2 separate regions of the Homo sapiens genome follow, and region 1 is linked to region 2. A link is an interaction called in ENCODE POLR2A ChIA-PET data of the cell type or tissue named here. Cell type or tissue: GM12878. All regions are shown on one strand. Each heading gives the region's core, and the rest is flanking DNA. Links, peaks and the distances in the headings are about the cores only.

Region 1 (8,329 bases), core at 120-8,119, 190 kb before region 2:
AACGTAATTTCTCCAATAGGTATCATACTATTCAAATTTTCTATTTCTTCTTTTAACAGTTTAGTAAATGGTGTCTCAGACACTTAAACCTCTGTGACTCACAACCTCTGCTAACAAATTGGCAAACATCCCAAATGGAATCAACTTTACCAAAAAGTTAAGCTTCCTCCTTGGTGCTTCCCTTTTTGTTGGTCTCACTGCCTTAATGGCTCTCGGTGCCTTAAACAGATTGTTTAAGTTTTGCCCAGTTTTTCAATTTTTGTATGTCATGGTATTGTTTTGCCACAAGTTACTCTTACTAGGAACAGAAATTCTTTATTATTTACCTTTCACAAATGAGAAGACTAAGAGTCAAAGGGGTTAAATTTTTACAAAATATCCTTTTGGAGATATAAACTTTAAAACTGTATGCTTCTCAAATGGCAAAGGATTAATATGACACAGACCAAGTTCTCTGATAACAACATACTTCAGTTAAAAGTAATAATATAAATGATGAATTTTCCCATTATATGTTGGGAAACTAAGAAACATACCTCTAAGATATTTATAGATTTTCTGTAAGAGAATTGGTTGGAAAAACCTAGAAAGTTGGCAGGTATTGGCTGTTCCTTGCTGTTTTTGGGCAAACTACCTCAATAAAGAGATGATCTCAGGCTAGCATCTGCCTATTTGAAAGCATAGATGAAAAAAAAAAGAAATCTGCAAAGAAGGGCCCTCTTACAAGCAACAATATAAGAGTCTAGGCTGGAAAAGCCAACTACTTATGTAACCTAGGCAGTGGGAAACAAAGGTATTTGTCACAGCTTTTCTTAAAGGCCTCCCATGAAGACTTAGCCAGACAATGGGAGGCAGCCCAGTGGCAAAAATCAGATGAAGGAATTCAGCTTTCCTCTAGATCTTCTTGGACTATTTACAAAATATTCATGTTAAAGAATGTGGTCTCCCAGACTGGGCAACATAGTGAGACCCTGTCTCTACAAAAAAAAATTTTTTAATTACCTGGGGGTGGTGGTGTGTGCCTGTAGTCCCAGCTATTGAGGAGGCTGAAGTAGAAAGATCACTTGAGCCCAGGAGACCAAGGCTGCGGTGAGCCATGACTGCACCACTGCACTGCACTTGAGCCTAGGTTACAGAGCAAGACCCTGTCTCAAAAAAAAAAAAAAAAAAAGTCTCTCCAATCCAAACAAGATGAACTTTATCTAACTGGCCCTGAACGCCACTGGCAGATGTAACCTCATGAGATCAAAACGAGTAAGAGTGTGGCCCTGCCTGTGAAAGAGTTTCCTTTAAAGGAGCTAAATACACCCACTCAAGCCCACATATGAGGAAAGCAGGAAAGAAGAATTTGACAGAGGTCAAATCATGCCATTTATTGTGTATATTTTCAGAAGCACCACACCCTTTTGAATGTTGTCATTCTCTATCATAATAAGGATATGATGAATATAGTTTCCTGCTGTGAAACAAGCCCATGCAAGAGTTAGTTAAAATGTAGGCTGTATGTAAAGACCATTAGTGCAGAAAAGATCTGAGAAATTAAGGTTTTAGTTCTCTAGAGGTACAGCGGGTATTATGTTGGATTTGGCCCATACCGCAACAGTGCAACTCTCTGATAGTCTGTCCCTTTTCCAGCTGATGTCCCAGGCATATGTACACTTACATTTATTACACAACGGAACGTTGTAAATTGTTTTTATCAAGGACCGTAAATCTGAATGTCCCACCCTTTACCCAATGCTGAGATCAGAACTGTTGACCCTTCAATAAACGTAGGTAGAATTGGGACATACTGGAGTGACAGTACTAGATCTTAGCTATCTTAACCATGCTAAAAAGGCAATATTAGCAGAGAGGTTCTGATCTACAGCATATTACTTGTGTCATTCTTTTGTGGCCAAGCCTGACATACAGAATATGTTCTTTGATCTGCCCAGGGTACATTCTTTTGTGGTGGCACACCTCTTCCATTAATACCCCTAATCAGTCCATGTCAATTGGACAGGGATGAAGCTCATTTCTTCCCTAGACTTGTATATATGACCCAGGCCTGGCCAATTAGCATTCCACCTCTGAATATGATTGGTTCATAGATGGAAATGTGACCTGAGACATAGACATATCAGAGTCATCCCTGGGAACTTTGCCGGGTTATTGAGAATGCTCTTCTCTCTTCTATTCCATAATGAACTATAACAACTATGTCACCCTGGGGCTGCTGGGGACTCTCTTTCCTATCACAGGGAGAGAGCCTGCCAGGGAATGAGACAAACCTATAATAAATAAAAGACAAGATATGGGGAGGGGAAATGAGAGAGAGAAAAAGACACATCCATGGTGATGACATTTGAAACTCTGGATCTAACTAACAATGTCAGACCTTCCCTGGGTGGCCAAGATACATGAGCCAATGAATTATTTATTTTTTGTTTGAAGTACTTTGAGTAGATCTTATTTGTATTCATCATGTCCATCTTGCTTGGAAGACTTTCCCAAGCAAATTGCAGAGGTCATGCCCCACTGTTGAACATAAACTCTATTTCCATCACAGTGAAGTGATGGGAATGGGCATGGGACTGGGACAGAGCACTGCAGGTGAAACACACAGTTCTGAACAGACTGATTCAAATAGTGTGGGAGAGAGGTCATGAAAACAGCACAGATCAGCATCCAAATACAACAGCATTAACCTTTATATGCACACACCCGTTAGTTCCTACCTTACCACAAAATCCATTTTCCAAAATATAAAGAACTTCAACCTATTATCCTGGCCTTCAGAATGGGTACAGAAAGAATGATCCAACCTATTTCTAATCATGGGTGAAAATTATTCTGGGAATTTCTGAAACATGACAAATATAAGGAGACAGGAAGCAAGAGAGAGAGTGAAACATCCAAACTCTGTCAGGACAAAGGAGAAGACTCACAACTCAGAGAACAATCAAGTCTTTCCTTTATATTGAGACTTCATTGTCACTGCTATGATCCCTAGATGACCTGACTCTTCAGGAGAACCCAACCAACCCAGGACTCTGCACAGTACAGGACCACTCCCAGCATCCCTGAGGGTCGCTGTCTAAGACACTGGTTTAATGAAACCATAATCCATGCACTTGATGAGACATTCTCGGGCTGTCTGAACCACTTCTGCCTTCTTCTCATCTGGCTCCTGTTTGCCCACCACAGTCAGGATCTCCAGCAGCTCACTCTCCACCAGCTTCTTGGCCAGCTCAGCATCGGCTGCCAGTAGGTTGTAGGCAATGACCAGGCCCCGGTGTTGGACAGACAGCTGGTCGTGCAGGCAAAGCCGCTGGAGGATCTCCAACCACTGGGTTGTCTGGAGGCAGGGAAAAAGGTAAGGAAGGTGCTAGGTTTGAGTGTGTCCCCAGAGTTCATGTGTTGGAAATGTGGTCCCTGGTGTGGCAATGTTAGGAGGTGGGTCCTTTAAGAGGTAATTAGGTCATTAAGAGGAATTAATGTTGCTGTCACAGGAATGTGTTAATTCTTGCAGCAGTGAGTTCTTGCTCTCAAGGGACTAGACTAGTAATCATGAGAGCCACTCACGGCCCCAATTGCCACCTCTTGTGTTTTATCCTTTTCACACACACACACTTCCCCTTCTGCTTCTAAATCATGCTATGACACAGCACAAGACCTTCACCAAAAGCAAATCAGATGACACTGTCTCATCTTGGACTTCCCACCCTCCTGAGCTGTGAACCAAAATGAAGCTCTTTTCTTTTACCTAGTCTGAGGTATTCTGTTATAGCAACAGAAAATGAACAAAAACAAAAGGACTAAAGGAATCAGCATAACTTAGTTATGGTCACGCTACCAACCATATGGCCTCAGCTAAGTTATTTAACCTCTGTAAGCCTCAGGGTCATCTTCTATACCTTCCTCTAACATTGTGGTGATTTAATGAGATGATACATGGAAAGAGCTTAGTATGGAGGCTGGAGCACAGTAAGTGCTCAACAAGTAGAAGTGGATGCAGGGCAAGTACGTGATGATTTAAGACACCAACCCAGGCCAGGTGCGGTGGCTCATGCCTGTAATCCCAGCACTTTGGGAGGCCGAGGCAGGCGGAGCATGAGGTCAGGAGTTTGAGACCAGCCTGGCCAACATGGGGAAACCCCCTCTCTACTAAAAATACAAAAATTAGCCAGGCATGGTGGTGCACGCCTGTAATCCCAGCCACTAGGAAGGCTGAGGCAGGAGAATCGCTTGAACCCAGGAGGTGGAAGTTGCAGTGAGCCAAGATTGTACCACTGCACTCCAGCCTGGGCAAAAGAGCAAGACTGTGTCTCAAAAAAAAATAAAAATAAAAATAAATTAAAAAAAAACACCAATGCAAAGGTTTTCCCTTGGGCTTCTTTGTACCTGTTACCCTCACCTGGCATTTGTCAGCAGGGCTCACTTTCCACAAGCACATGGGTAGACAGACACGGGGGGAAGAAAAGGCAAATTCTTGGCTTTTGAGCATCTAACCCAACTTTTGTAAACTGCACTGAATGTCCTATCCCAAGGAAAGAACATGAAAGCTCAGCTAGCTGTGGCACGGTTCTATGCTGGAAAGTTTCTACGCTGAAGTGTAACTGATAATGGGTCCAGGGCCCATCGCTCCCTGGGATGAGTCACCGAAGGTCAAAGGAAGCAGTGATAGAAACTCAACAAGGATAGGATTCCAGAGCAGGAAGCATAGCCCAGGGCATAGCCCAGATGACATGAGACTGTAGAGATGTCCAGCATCCAACATGGCCATGGGGTGGCACAAAAGATGAGTCTGAGCAGCTTCACAGAGTCCCCAGGAAGCCCCATGTCAGAACAAAAATGCAGCCAAGATGTCTGAGCCCCGCAAGGAAGACCGACAAAGTGGCCAGGAGTGGGTTGGCAATCCTGAAGGGTCCCAATCCCTTCCCAACTAACAGCCTGCGTGGCCTTGGGCTAGTTGCTTTTCTGCACCTCAGTTTCCTCATTTGTAAAATAGGGATGATGACAATAATAATATCCACCTCACACGGTGGTTGGGAGAATTAAATGACTTAATAAATGTAAACACTTAGGGCAACACCTGGCACTCAGTAAGTGCAAGGAGTCACAGAGGGTCCTGTGAGGACCTGCAACAAGAGTTATGTGACCAGTGACACCAGCAGAGGCTGCTCTAGGGCAGCGGTTTCAAAGTGTGGTCTCCAAGCTGTTAGCCTCCCACCCCCAATCTACTAAATCAGAACACGTTGGGAAACTGTTCTAACAAGTTGCCCAGGTGATTCTTACACACATTACAGTTTTGAGAAGCTTGCCTTAGAGAAAGAAGCTGAAGTCCAAAGACCATGCAGGATGAGCTACATTCAGCAGATACACCCTTGCCAGATGCCAGGACAACGTAACCCCCCTTGGAACTTAGAGAACACACCCGCTGATACACACATACCTTACACTGACTATCTAGAAGAGCCTGCCTTTAAAACAGACATGAACACCTTTGAATTGAGATGTCCACATTTTTCACCATGGGGAGAGATGAGTGCCCACAAACTCTTCAGTTTGGTGAAATAAGGAAAGTTTCATTGTGCACTCCCACGTTTGTGACTATACAGATATCATTTCCATTACACCTGCTGCAATGGCCACAGTCTCATAGGAGCTGGTCATTGTGCCCACTTAAGAGAATCTGCAGCTTTTTTGCCAAACCATAAGCTCCTTATGGCATCCCAACCACATCCGTGCTTCTCTTGGGAAGCTCTGGAGCTCCATGGCAGTGGTTAGCATTGCTATTGTTCTTAAGCAATGAGGTATATGCACCACTAAAGGTAATGGGTGAAACTCCAGTGGGAGGGTTTGAGCTAGCACACTTGGGAAGACCAAATAATGAATGTAAGGCACTGAAGTGAATAAACCCTCCTCTCCTTAGGCAGTAGGAACAGAAGCCTGGGGGCTGCGAGGGGTTTCTTTAGGAGTTGGCCTCCCCAGAGGATCATCCAGTGTGGTCTGTGGGTGGGGAGATTCCCTGGAGCCACCCAGCCCGTCCTATCCCCAGGGCCAGCTCTTACCACTTGAGTCATCTTGAGGCACAGTTTCTTGTGTGCTGCTGTCAGCATGGCCAGAGCCCCTGCAGCCGCATTCTGCACCTTATCATCATCCTCCCCGCAGAGCAGCACCACCAGCTTCAGCCGGTCATTCCCGTCAGCCAAGAACCTTTCCTGTACCTGTGGGAGGCAGGAACATGGCTCAGAGAAAACTGTCCCCAATCTGCCCAGCCTGAAGAGGGAAAGATACATCTGAAGTTCTCTGACCCAAGATCTCTTAGAGTTTCCCTTTGAGCAGGTCACTCATGCTACCTCCCCCAAGAAGCCTTCCCTGACTGGTTGAATGAAGGGGCTACAAATTCTTCCAAGTAAAGAAAATAAGGAATTCCCCATCTAGTGTGCTTCACCACCTCTGTTTGCATTCAGCCTCCACACCAGGGGAAGGAGGCAGGCACAGACTCCTGCAGGGTAGATGATGCCTGAGGAACTGTATTTCCCATCCCTTTGGGGAACATTGGAAGGTTTCTCCCATAATGGATGGGCCTTCAGGGTCTTCCATAAAATGATTTTGCAGGGACTGGGGCAGAAGCAGGGAACAATTATGTGGTTTGCTTGGTATTAGAAAGCTACAGTGCCGTCTCCACCAGGTGAGAGATGAGGCTTCCCAACGATCTGAAAACCAGGAGAAGAGCTTCCAGGGGACCAGTGCCCTGATATGTCTCAGAGAGGTATTAACCCCTCACAGCATCTCATCCTCACCCCTCTGCACTACTGTAAAATCTAGGTGGTCAAGTCTCAGCGCATTCTACTGGGCCAGGTTTCCTAGAAGTGGAACTCCAAAAGGGGACCAAGATCACAGCTTCCCAGATGTGACCCTCTACCTGCATCTCCCTGAAGCTGGAGCAGTGGTCATGGGAGGTGAGAGCATGGCAGAGGTCACCATATATCAGAGGGGTCAGCATGGCCCCCTCTCATGGGACACAGCTGCCCTTACATGGACTACATTCCCCCATTTCTCACATCTCGATGTGGTGGTGGCCTAGTTCTCATAGATGGAACATGAGTGGAAGTGATGTGTCACTTTCAGGCACCTCTCCCTCAGTCTGTCTCCCCATTCACCATCAGAATGGAATCCACTCCCAGTGTGGCAGAGGAGAAGACAGTTCTTGATGATCAAAGAAGCCTGGATCCCTGAGTCAGCTTGAAAGTGAGCCACCCGGCCGGGCGCGGTGGCTCACGCCTGTAATCCCAGCACTTTGGGAGGCCAAGGCAGGCAGACCACGAGGTCAGGAGATCAAGACCATCCTAGCTAACATGGTGAAACCCCGTCTCTACTAAAAATACAAAAGATTAGCCAGGGGTGGTGGCACGCGCCTGTAGTCCCAGTTACTCGGGAGGCTGAGGCAGGACAATTGCTTGAACCCAGGAGGCGGAGGTTGCAGTGAGCTAAGATCACACCACTGCACTCTACCCTGGGTGACAGAGCCAGACTCCATCTCAGAAAAAAAAAAAAAAGTGAGCCACCCAATCCAAATAGGACTTTGACATGGTGAGCAAGAAATGAACTTCTATCCTATTGGGACCACTGAACATTTTGACTTGGGTTGTTGCAGCAGCCGGTGCTCCCATAGGAAAGGTTGCCTCCCTCCTCCCATTACCTCTCTCAACCTCTCAGCCTCCCCGCCCATCTCCTTGGACACACTCTCTGTCTCCCCTATGGCTGCCAGGCCCCCAGCCCAGCCTTAGGCCAGTTCCCTGGTAGACCCTGGTAGCTTCATTCCCCCTGACTTTAATATGCTTTTTTTTTTTTTTTTTTGAGATGCAGTCTTGCTTTGTCACCCAGGCTGGAGTGCAGTGGCATGATCTCGGCTCACTGTAACCTCTGCCTCCCAAGTTCAAGTGATTCTCATGTCTCAGGCTCCCGAGTAGCTGGGATTACAAGCACCCACCACCATGCCTGGCTAATGTTTGTACTTTTAGTAGAGACAGGGTTTTGCCATGTTGGCCAGGCTGGTCTCGAATTCCTGACTTCAAGTGACGCATCCACCTCAGCCTCCCAAAATGTTGGGATTGCAGACATGAGCCACCATACCTGGCCTTTAATCGGCTTTAATGGGTTAGGTTTTCCCCTATAACAGTGAGAAGGTCTAAGGTTCAGGTGTTGAGGGTAAACAGACTGGGTCTCACGCTAGCCCCTATGTGAGGGCCCAGGAGGGACATTCGGCTTGGCCCTCATGTTAATGAAGGGCCTCAAACTTAGACCCTGCTGTTATCTCTGATAAGATTACACATACAGT
Region 2 (8,329 bases), core at 74-8,073:
CAATACCCCCACCCCTCCAGTCACTCCAAATTATACAGGACTGACACGCCCCTCCATCCCTGCCTAGGGGAAAAGGAGAGTGGACAGGCCTCGACATCTGGGACCTGGAGATGGGAAGAGTACATGTGTATAAGAGCCACCCAGTCATGGTGGGCAGGCGGAGCTGGCTCTGACTCAGTGCCCCCAGACTCAGTGATGTCCCCTGAGACCAAGCAGTCTACTCTGTACAACCTGCTAGACTGAGGGGTCAGGAGTCCTGCTTACTACTCTCAATGGGTTCAAGGACTTCAGGCTGGGAAGAGAGAGGGGAAAGGTTTCTACAGGTCTGTTGGGGACCGAGTTCAGGCCTTGTGCTGTGAGACTTCTATGCTTACTCCTGGATGGCGGTGGGGAGCGTGGGGGCGCAATGACATGGGTGTCAATCATATGTTTACTTCTCTATCTGTCCTTTGAGGCATCAGCTCCCCCAGAGTTGAGCCAGTACTAAACCTAGTTCTTGGCATCAGAAAGTGCTCAAAAGAGGCCGGGTATGGTGGCTCAGGCCTGTAATCCCAGCACTTTGGGAGACCAAGGCAGGCGGATCACTTGAGGTCAGGACTTTGGGACCAGCCTGACCAACATGGTGAAATCCCGTCTCTACTAAAAATACAAAAATTAGCCGGGCATGGTGGCACATGCCTATACTCCCAGCTACTCGGGAGGCTGAAGCCGGAGAATCGCTTGAACCTGGGAGGCGGAGGTTGCAGTGAGCGGAGGTTGCAGTGCGCTGTGATTGCACCACTTCACTCCAGCCTAGGCAACAGAGCGAGACTTATCTCAAAAAAAAAAAGAATTGCTCAGGAGATGTTGCCAAACCCAAGACTGACAAGAAAATGTAACAGGGAAAAGGCTCCTCAGGTGGGAGGAGAGTCACCAAGCCAGTGCCCTCTCCCCGACTCGCTGCTTGCTGGACCTGCTTCCACCCTGACCACAAACTCAATGCTGCATTCCCACACCCAGACTGGTCTTTTCCCTTTAATGTAAATTTTGACTTGGGGCCAGCAGCTGAGTGAGTCCCTGCAGTCTCTCCTGGCTAGGCCGGGCTGTTCTATCTCCTGCCTGCTGGCACAGTTCTTCCTCTCTGCTCACTGGCTGGCCGCCTCTGCAAGGCAACAAGAGGACATAGGGTGAGCAGCAGCATTGCTGACCCTGCCCACGACAGAGGAGTGGCTGCAGGCAGGGAAGAGGTTTAGCCGATGTTCCCCAAACACCTTTGCTCATCCTCTTTCAAACTTCTTGTACAGAAGGTTGGGAACACAACCTGGGCTAAACTGGCCCACGTGGTGTGTTGCTGTTTTTACCCTCACCTTTGTTTGGCACAGCGTCTCATCAGCAGCTTTCCGCTTCTCCCCTACTTTCACTGGAGAAGACTTTGTGGCCAGCTTCTCCCCCACCTTCATAGCGGAAGGCTTTGCAGTCTGCATGTTGCCTGCAGGACAGAGAGGAAGCTGGGTGTGGTGGTGCACACCTATAGTCCCAGCTACTCGGGAGGATCAATTCAACTCAGGAGTTCGAGGCTGCAGTGAGCTATGGTCGTGCCACTGCACTCCAGCCTGGATGACAGAGTGAGACCCTGTCTCTAAAAAACATATGATACAAAAGAACTAAGAGGGTAGGGATTGCTGATAATGCTCCCTGAAGTCAGGGGCAGTAATGGGAAGGACCAGGGGCTTTCTCTGCTATGAGCATAGGTGAGAGGGGAGTGAAGAGTTATCAGCTAAGCCCTTTACTCAAAGGTAGCTTATTCCCTGGTCAGACTGGCTGTCCCCAGGGTACTGCTCCATTCAGGTTTGCTGAGCAGATACAGGGTGCCCAGCAGAAGGGTCTCTGGCCCATGGCTGGACACACACCAGGAATGTAGTCTGTGTCCACTGCAGTGGACACAGATAATCATGAGATCTCAGGGCTGGAATGTGAGACTGGGTCCCTGCCCTTGGATCTCTGCCCCTCACACCGCCCTCTTCACCATACCAGCCCCCTCCCTATCCTTACCATCTTTGCTGTTGGAGTTACTCAGCTTCCCTTCTGCTTTCTTGGTACTGGCTGAGGGCTTGCTGGGGGCCTTGCGGGACACAGCAGACCCTGAGGGACCCTTATTCTCTTCACTGCTACCCCCTGTAGTGGAGCTCCCCTCATCTCCAGCCACTACAGTGAAGTCTGCCTTCTCCTTGGACAACTGGTACAGTTCCTGAGGCGGGGAGGGACAATGTCAGAGGGTTTCATTGCCTTCCCAGTCTGGCCTCAGAGGTGGTGTGTGTGGTGTATTTTAGGCGCATATGGGAACAAAGATGTGAGAAAGATAAAGAGCAAGGAAAAGGAGTTGGCTCCCTTGGCACCATTCCAAAGTATGGCCCTATAGCCTGAGTAATCAGGGTACAAATCATTGTTCTCTGTACAGCAAAGCAGGCTTTGCTGGGGCAACAGGAGCAAACTCTTATTCCCCAGACTAAAGGCTGCTCAGTGGGGCCTTGCAAATGCAAGGTTCTCTACTCAGAGATGGAGGGAGAAGGAGGTCTAGTGCTGTGCCCCTGGCCCAGCAGCAGTTTGTCTCCCTCTCTAATTGCCCTCCTTGCTCTGCCTCAGGAGAATGGGGGAAAGGAGAAGACAGAGGACATGTGAATGGTCTAGATGCCCAAGGCTCCAAGGCCTGGACAGTGGGGTGGAGAATACATATACAGCCTAAGAGCTGCTACCTTGAGTTGGGGAAGGTTAGTGGCAGATTTCCAGTCCTTATCATCTCGGATTCGGGTGCAGCGAGGGAATCGGATGGAGATCCCGTCAGCTGTATGAGCCTCCGATTTGGAGAATTCAGCCCCTGTGATCTCCCACACGGCAGCTTTCTGTCAGGAGTAAGCCAGCAGGTCATCACTGGTTAAGAAGATAGTATCAGTGGCCGGGCGTGGTGGCTCAAGCCTGTAATCCCAGCACTTAGGAAGGCTGAGGTGGGCAGATTACTTGAGGTCAGGAGTTTGAGACCAGCCTGGCCAACATGACGCAACCCCGTCTCTACAAAAAATAACAAAAATTAGCCAGGCACGGTGGTGCACGCCTGTAGTCCCAGCTACTCAGAAGGCTGAGGTATGAGAATCGCTTGAACCCAGGAGGCAGAGGTTGCAGTGAGCTGAGATCATGCCACTGCTCTCCAGAACGAGACTGTCTCAAAAAAAGGGAGAAGCAAGTATTGGCCAGGCGCGGTGGCTTGCATCTGTAATCCCAGCACTTTGGGAGGCCAAGGCAGGTGGATCACCTGAGGTCAGGAGTTTGAGACCAGCCTGGCCAACATGGTAAAACCCTATCTCTACTAAAAATGCAAAAATTAGCTGGGGGTGGTGGCACCCCTGTAATCCCAGCTACTTGGGAGACTGAGGTGAGAGAACTGCTTGAACCCAGGAGGCGGAGGCTGCAGTGAGATGAGATCATGCCACTGCACTCCAGCCTGGACAACAGAGTGAGACCCTGTCTCAAAAAAAAAAAAAAAAAAAAAAAAAGTATCTCCCAACCAGCTAGAAGCAATACAGAACAATTAAAACCAAAAAGGCGGCTGGGTGCAGTGGCTCACGCCTGTAATCCCAGCACCCTGGGAGACTGAGGCGGGCAGGTCACCTGAGGTCAAGAGTTCAAGACCAGCCTGACCAACATGGAGAAACCACATCTCTACTAAAAATACAAAATTAGCTGGCCACGGTGGCACATGCCTGTAATCCCAGCTACCTGGGAGGCTGAAGCAGGAGAATCACTTGAACCCGGGAGGCGGAGGTTGTGGTGAGCTGAGATCCCGCTATTGCACTCCAGCCTGGGCAACAAGAGTGAAACTCCGTCTCAAAAACAAAACAAAACAAAAACCAAAAAAGCTTTGGCTAACAGCTGGGAAACTTGGGTCCTAGTTCTGCTGCTGCTGTTGCTGAATAACCTTAGGGAAGTCCTGTTTGTTCTCTAGATCTCTTTCTTGGTCGGTACAAGAAGGGATTGGGCCAGATTACTTCTAGAACACACCCTTTGTGCTGAGGGGATAGGTACTCTCTTCTTCTCTCTCTTTTTTTAAAGCAATTGTATTGCAGAAAGAATTCTATTCAAAATTCCTCAGAGTTGTCTGGTTGTCCCTGTGCCTATCACTCAGCTGGAAATCCAGACCCCTATCCCTGGGTGGACTTTCAGCGAGGTGAGATGGATTCTCTATGGCACTAGAGAACCTGCAAGCTAATTCTATGAGCTGGAGGCCCCCAAGCCACTGGGTTGATACCTTTGGGTCTGGGACGATGAAGTCAGGATAGTAGATCTTGTTGACCTTCAACCAGCTGGGTATTTTGCTGGGGTCCTAGAGGAGAAAAGATGCTACTTTGGGCTGTTCCCAACCTGGAACAAGGCTTAAATCCCTTCTCTTGGTAATGAGATTATAAGAAGCCACTTAAACAGCTGATGTTTGAGCCATGTGATCCTCCCAGCCCAGAGTGGGTATGACCTAGAGGCATGCAAGCCATTTTCCACAAGAAGGCATTCAGAGATTATAAGGCCTAATCCTGCTCCCCTGAGCAAGCTGCAACCCTTCTTTCTGGGGAGACAGAAATACCTGTAGTCCCCAAAGCACAGCCTCTGTCTCAGTGATGGCGGCCAGTCCAGAGGCCATGGCCAACCAGGTCCCTTCCTCACCTTGCTGATCTTCACCATGTCTAGTTCATTCTGCAGGCGGGCAAGCGTGGCATCATCATGGCCTCCTGCACACTTGGTGACTGTGCACCACTTCTGGCTGCCAGGGTCGTAGCAGCCCATGAGGAAGATTGACATCATGCCGCCTGGGAGGGGAGTGTGAGATGAGTGTGGGTTGGAGGAGCCATCTCTGCCAGTCCCAAGAGCCCAGGGCCAGGGAGAGGACCTTGGGTCCTGGCCGTCAGAGTGCCAGAGTTTACCTCTTGGAGCTACCTCTTACTAACTGTGTAATTTTAACCTTTATAAGCCCCAATTTCCTCTTCTGTAAATGAGGGATAATCACACCCAACCTGTTGGGCTCTGGGGCATTGAACTGTGTTGGACACATGATAGATTGCTTAAAAGTATTAGTTCCTCAGACTCCAGCTTCCTTTCCAGTCAGGAAAGAGATTTTGCCTGAGGAGAAAGCTGTCAGGCCCTGACGAAATAATTGGTGGTAAGCGTCCTTCTGCTAGGCTAGCATAGGGTACTCTATTCTGACTTCTCCCTAACCGAGTAAGCAGCTCTGCCTGAGGTGACTCAGGCCAGCTTGGGGCCCTAGATCCTAGGACTTCGGAAGTCATAACTGGCCATGCTGGCAGATCAAGCCAGTAACAAGGCCAGCCTGTACCTCAAGCGGTACCTTCTAAAACAGTACCACCCCAGGGGGCAGAGGCCACCCTGACCTTTGCTCCCTTGCCCATAGAAGGCTCCAAGGACCACCAGGTCAGCTGTGTCGGCCATGGCCCCCTCGTTCAAATAGTCTTTCTTCACTTTCAGCCAGTGCCGCTTCCCAGGCTCATATGTACCCTGAAGGGAAGCAAAAGAGAGACCACAGAATAGAAAGGCAACTCCATGAGGATGGGTTCACCCCTTCACTGCTACACACCAGATCTAGCCCAGTGCCCCTCCCTCAGGGTAAGAGCCCTCAGGCTCCAGGCACTATAGGAGACACACAAAGCAGTCCTCCAGATCCAGGACACATCTGCCCACACTTCCCCAGCAGCCACCCCAACCACTGCAGGCTGCCACCGCCATCTCCTGGTCAGGGCTGGAAAGGCTCAGGGGAGAGGGCTGCGAGTGAGTCGACAGGAGAAGCCAAGCGAGGCCACTTTACCTTCACATCCTTCAGCACCAGCCCCTCCAATCCCTCCTGGATCACCCGGGTTATCATGTCAGCCAAGTCCAAAGCTTTCTGAGGGACAAGAGAGATGCTGAAGTTGGTGTGAGAGTGGAGAAGGTGGTGAGTGAGTGGGGGTTGTTCCTTTTCACACACTAGTTAAGTGTCCACTGGAAACACCCTTACTTGAAATATAAGGGACAAAGGGTTAGAAAGCAGGTTGCTTCTCATCCCAAACAGAGGGCTGCTGTGGCTTTGAAACACAGGAGGCTTACCTAGGAAGGATTTCCATGCCCTACCCTTCTGGGTGAAGACTAGCAGGCAACATATGCAATAGTCAAAGGCCAACATTATCAGGAGGCTCCATAAGACATTAAGATTTATTCTTCCAGTCGCAGTTGACCCAAGGAGTTCTCTGCCCTGCTTTCAAACTTCTAGGACACTGCCTAGCATAGGGTCTTCACTTACTGTGACTCGCTTCATTTCTGAGAACATGATCCGGTTTGGAATTTCAACCATGTTGTCATGAAGAAACTTCCGCCGCTCACACAGAGGTCTGAGGAGAACAGGAGAGCTGAGGTTAGGCCGGGATCCTCCCTCCCTTATTAGGAATTCTGAGGAAGGAAGGGCCACAATGATAAAACTGCTACTTCAAGAAAGGGTTTGCCATGGATCAAAGACCTCATGTGTAACAGTTCTGCTGTCAAGGGCTACAAGGGCTCCATCGTGACCGAAGATGGAAAATTGTGAGCTGTGGCATAGAGCCAGTTCATAGTTGTAGTTCCTAGTTCTACTTCATCAAGCGAGCCAAGGGAGAACTGGCCTGTAGCCCAGATTGTATAAATTCTGGTCCCACTTGAAATACGACTCCAACTCTCATTTTTTATCCCCTGCACCCTGCTTTGCCCCGATCCCAAGGCCAACCCCGGGGTAGGCAGGCTGAGACAGGCCTTGGGACCCAAACCCCAAATCCTACCCCCACCAATTCCTTCCCTCTCTACTTCCTTCTCCTTCCCCAATCAAGGATGTGGCTGTTGCAGGAGGAACAGGGGTAGAGATACATTTCTAAGTGAGGAAAGGGCTGATACTGGTTTCTCAGGCACAAGCATATGGATGCAGCTAAGTCAAGACTGCTAATTCTCTCCAAGATGGTCCCACCCATGGCCTCCCCTATAATCCGGAGCTTCCTGTTGTCAGTCTCTTCTGAAATCAAAACCTCTGAGCTGAAAACCATCTGCCTTATGCCCCCAGGGGTGCCACTGGAGCCCCTAGGGGTGCCATTGGAGAAATAAACTGAAACCCCATATGCTCACAGTCTATTTCTCTGCAATAGTCCATTTTGCTTTAGTAGAGAAACTTCTTTGGGGGTTTGGGTTTCTTCTGTGACTTAAGCTCTCAGAGAAGAGATGGAGTCAACACATGGGCTCTTTCTTACACTGAATGGGGAACTGATCATGTAGCAATTGTGCTTCCTCTCAGCTCCCTCTTGCCATTGCCTTTGGCAAGCTCCTGAGCACAAACGTATGTGCCAGCTGGTTCCCTGTACCCTCCTTTCCAACCTGAAGCCCCCATCTTCCTCACCCAGGAAATGAAAACAGATTCCTGGCAGTTTCTGGGTTTAAAGATGCTAGCCAACTCACCTGTCCATCAAGCTGACATCATTAAAGTAGATACAATCAAAAACAAACAGGCAGACATTAGCATCCTGGAAGGCTGCTTTCTGTAAGGGAAAATGAGGTAGTAGGTACACATAGGACAAAAGTCAGTGTGAAAAAATAAGGAGTACCAGTCCACTTCTGGAGGCCCCCTGAGGCACCGGATGAAAAAGTACTATTTCTGCTCTGAAGCCCCTGGGCCATAAGGGCACTGAGCAGATAGTGCTAAATGGAAACCAACCCAGTTATAAACTGGTTCCCAATACCAGCCCCTTTTTAGGAGAAAAACAAAAGACAAAAATCCAAACCAGAAACAGGTCAGAAGCGAAGAATAAGGGCCACACTAAGGGATATTTCCTCCCTTTTCAGACCGCAGCGTGCACCCACATGTACATACTCACTCACACTCATTCATTCTTGCACATATGGCCCTGAGCTAGTACCTTGTGTACTCCCAGAGTCCCAAAGGGCAGTGGTTTGCCTGTCTTGTTGTCAATCAGAAGCACTTCAGAATCCAAGATCATGCTGTGGCCCCCAGGAAAAGCCTGGGGAATGTAGTCCTTAAAGTGGGCCACCTGAAAGCAGAAGGGGAGCTTTGGTGAGGGATGACATGGCAGCAGGGACCTCAAACCATGCCATGGAGGGCAAAGCCCGGGCCCAGACAGGATATAGAACAACATGTGGAAGGCCCAGCTAATGTGCAAAACATATAGCTAGGCCTTGCGAGCCACCTGGACAAGAGGGAGAGGCCATCTGTTTCAGTACTTCTGTCCGGGCCCAGGAAGAGGTCAACCCATGCTGGGTCACTTTCTATGGGCTGTAGAGAAGGTAC

What was found. Peaks named below come from ENCODE experiments on the same cell type or tissue, not always from the same donor. Only the 100,000 strongest peaks of a DNase experiment are listed, where the experiment ranks them.
Region 1: POLR2A ChIA-PET joins it to region 2 with 18 read pairs; 2 of 35 experiments call an interaction of 5 or more read pairs at or near these places.

What each region holds. Positions count from the first base shown.
Region 1 is chr17:35,181,310-35,189,638 of GRCh38, reverse strand. UNC45B (unc-45 myosin chaperone B) reads right to left here. Exons shown (of 20, transcript NM_001267052.2): 19 at 6,057-6,212; 20 at 296-3,340. The coding sequence ends at 3,080. Among named protein-coding and RNA genes, the nearest start is that of SLC35G3, 8.9 kb to the left of the region's middle. In GM12878, for the core only: no CTCF peak of the experiment used is centred there; a DNase peak (open chromatin) is centred at 3,608; H3K27me3 peaks cover 129 bases.
Region 2 is chr17:34,995,807-35,004,135 of GRCh38, reverse strand. It overlaps LIG3 (DNA ligase 3), which reads right to left. Exons shown (of 20, transcript NM_013975.4): 10 at 7,941-8,072; 11 at 7,483-7,562; 12 at 6,311-6,398; 13 at 5,840-5,917; 14 at 5,409-5,532; 15 at 4,687-4,829; 16 at 4,280-4,354; 17 at 2,733-2,879; 18 at 2,032-2,227; 19 at 1,347-1,468. Among named protein-coding and RNA genes, the nearest start is that of LIG3, 19 kb to the right of the region's middle. In GM12878, for the core only: a CTCF peak has its summit at 5,761 (motif pointing left); a DNase peak (open chromatin) is centred at 5,725.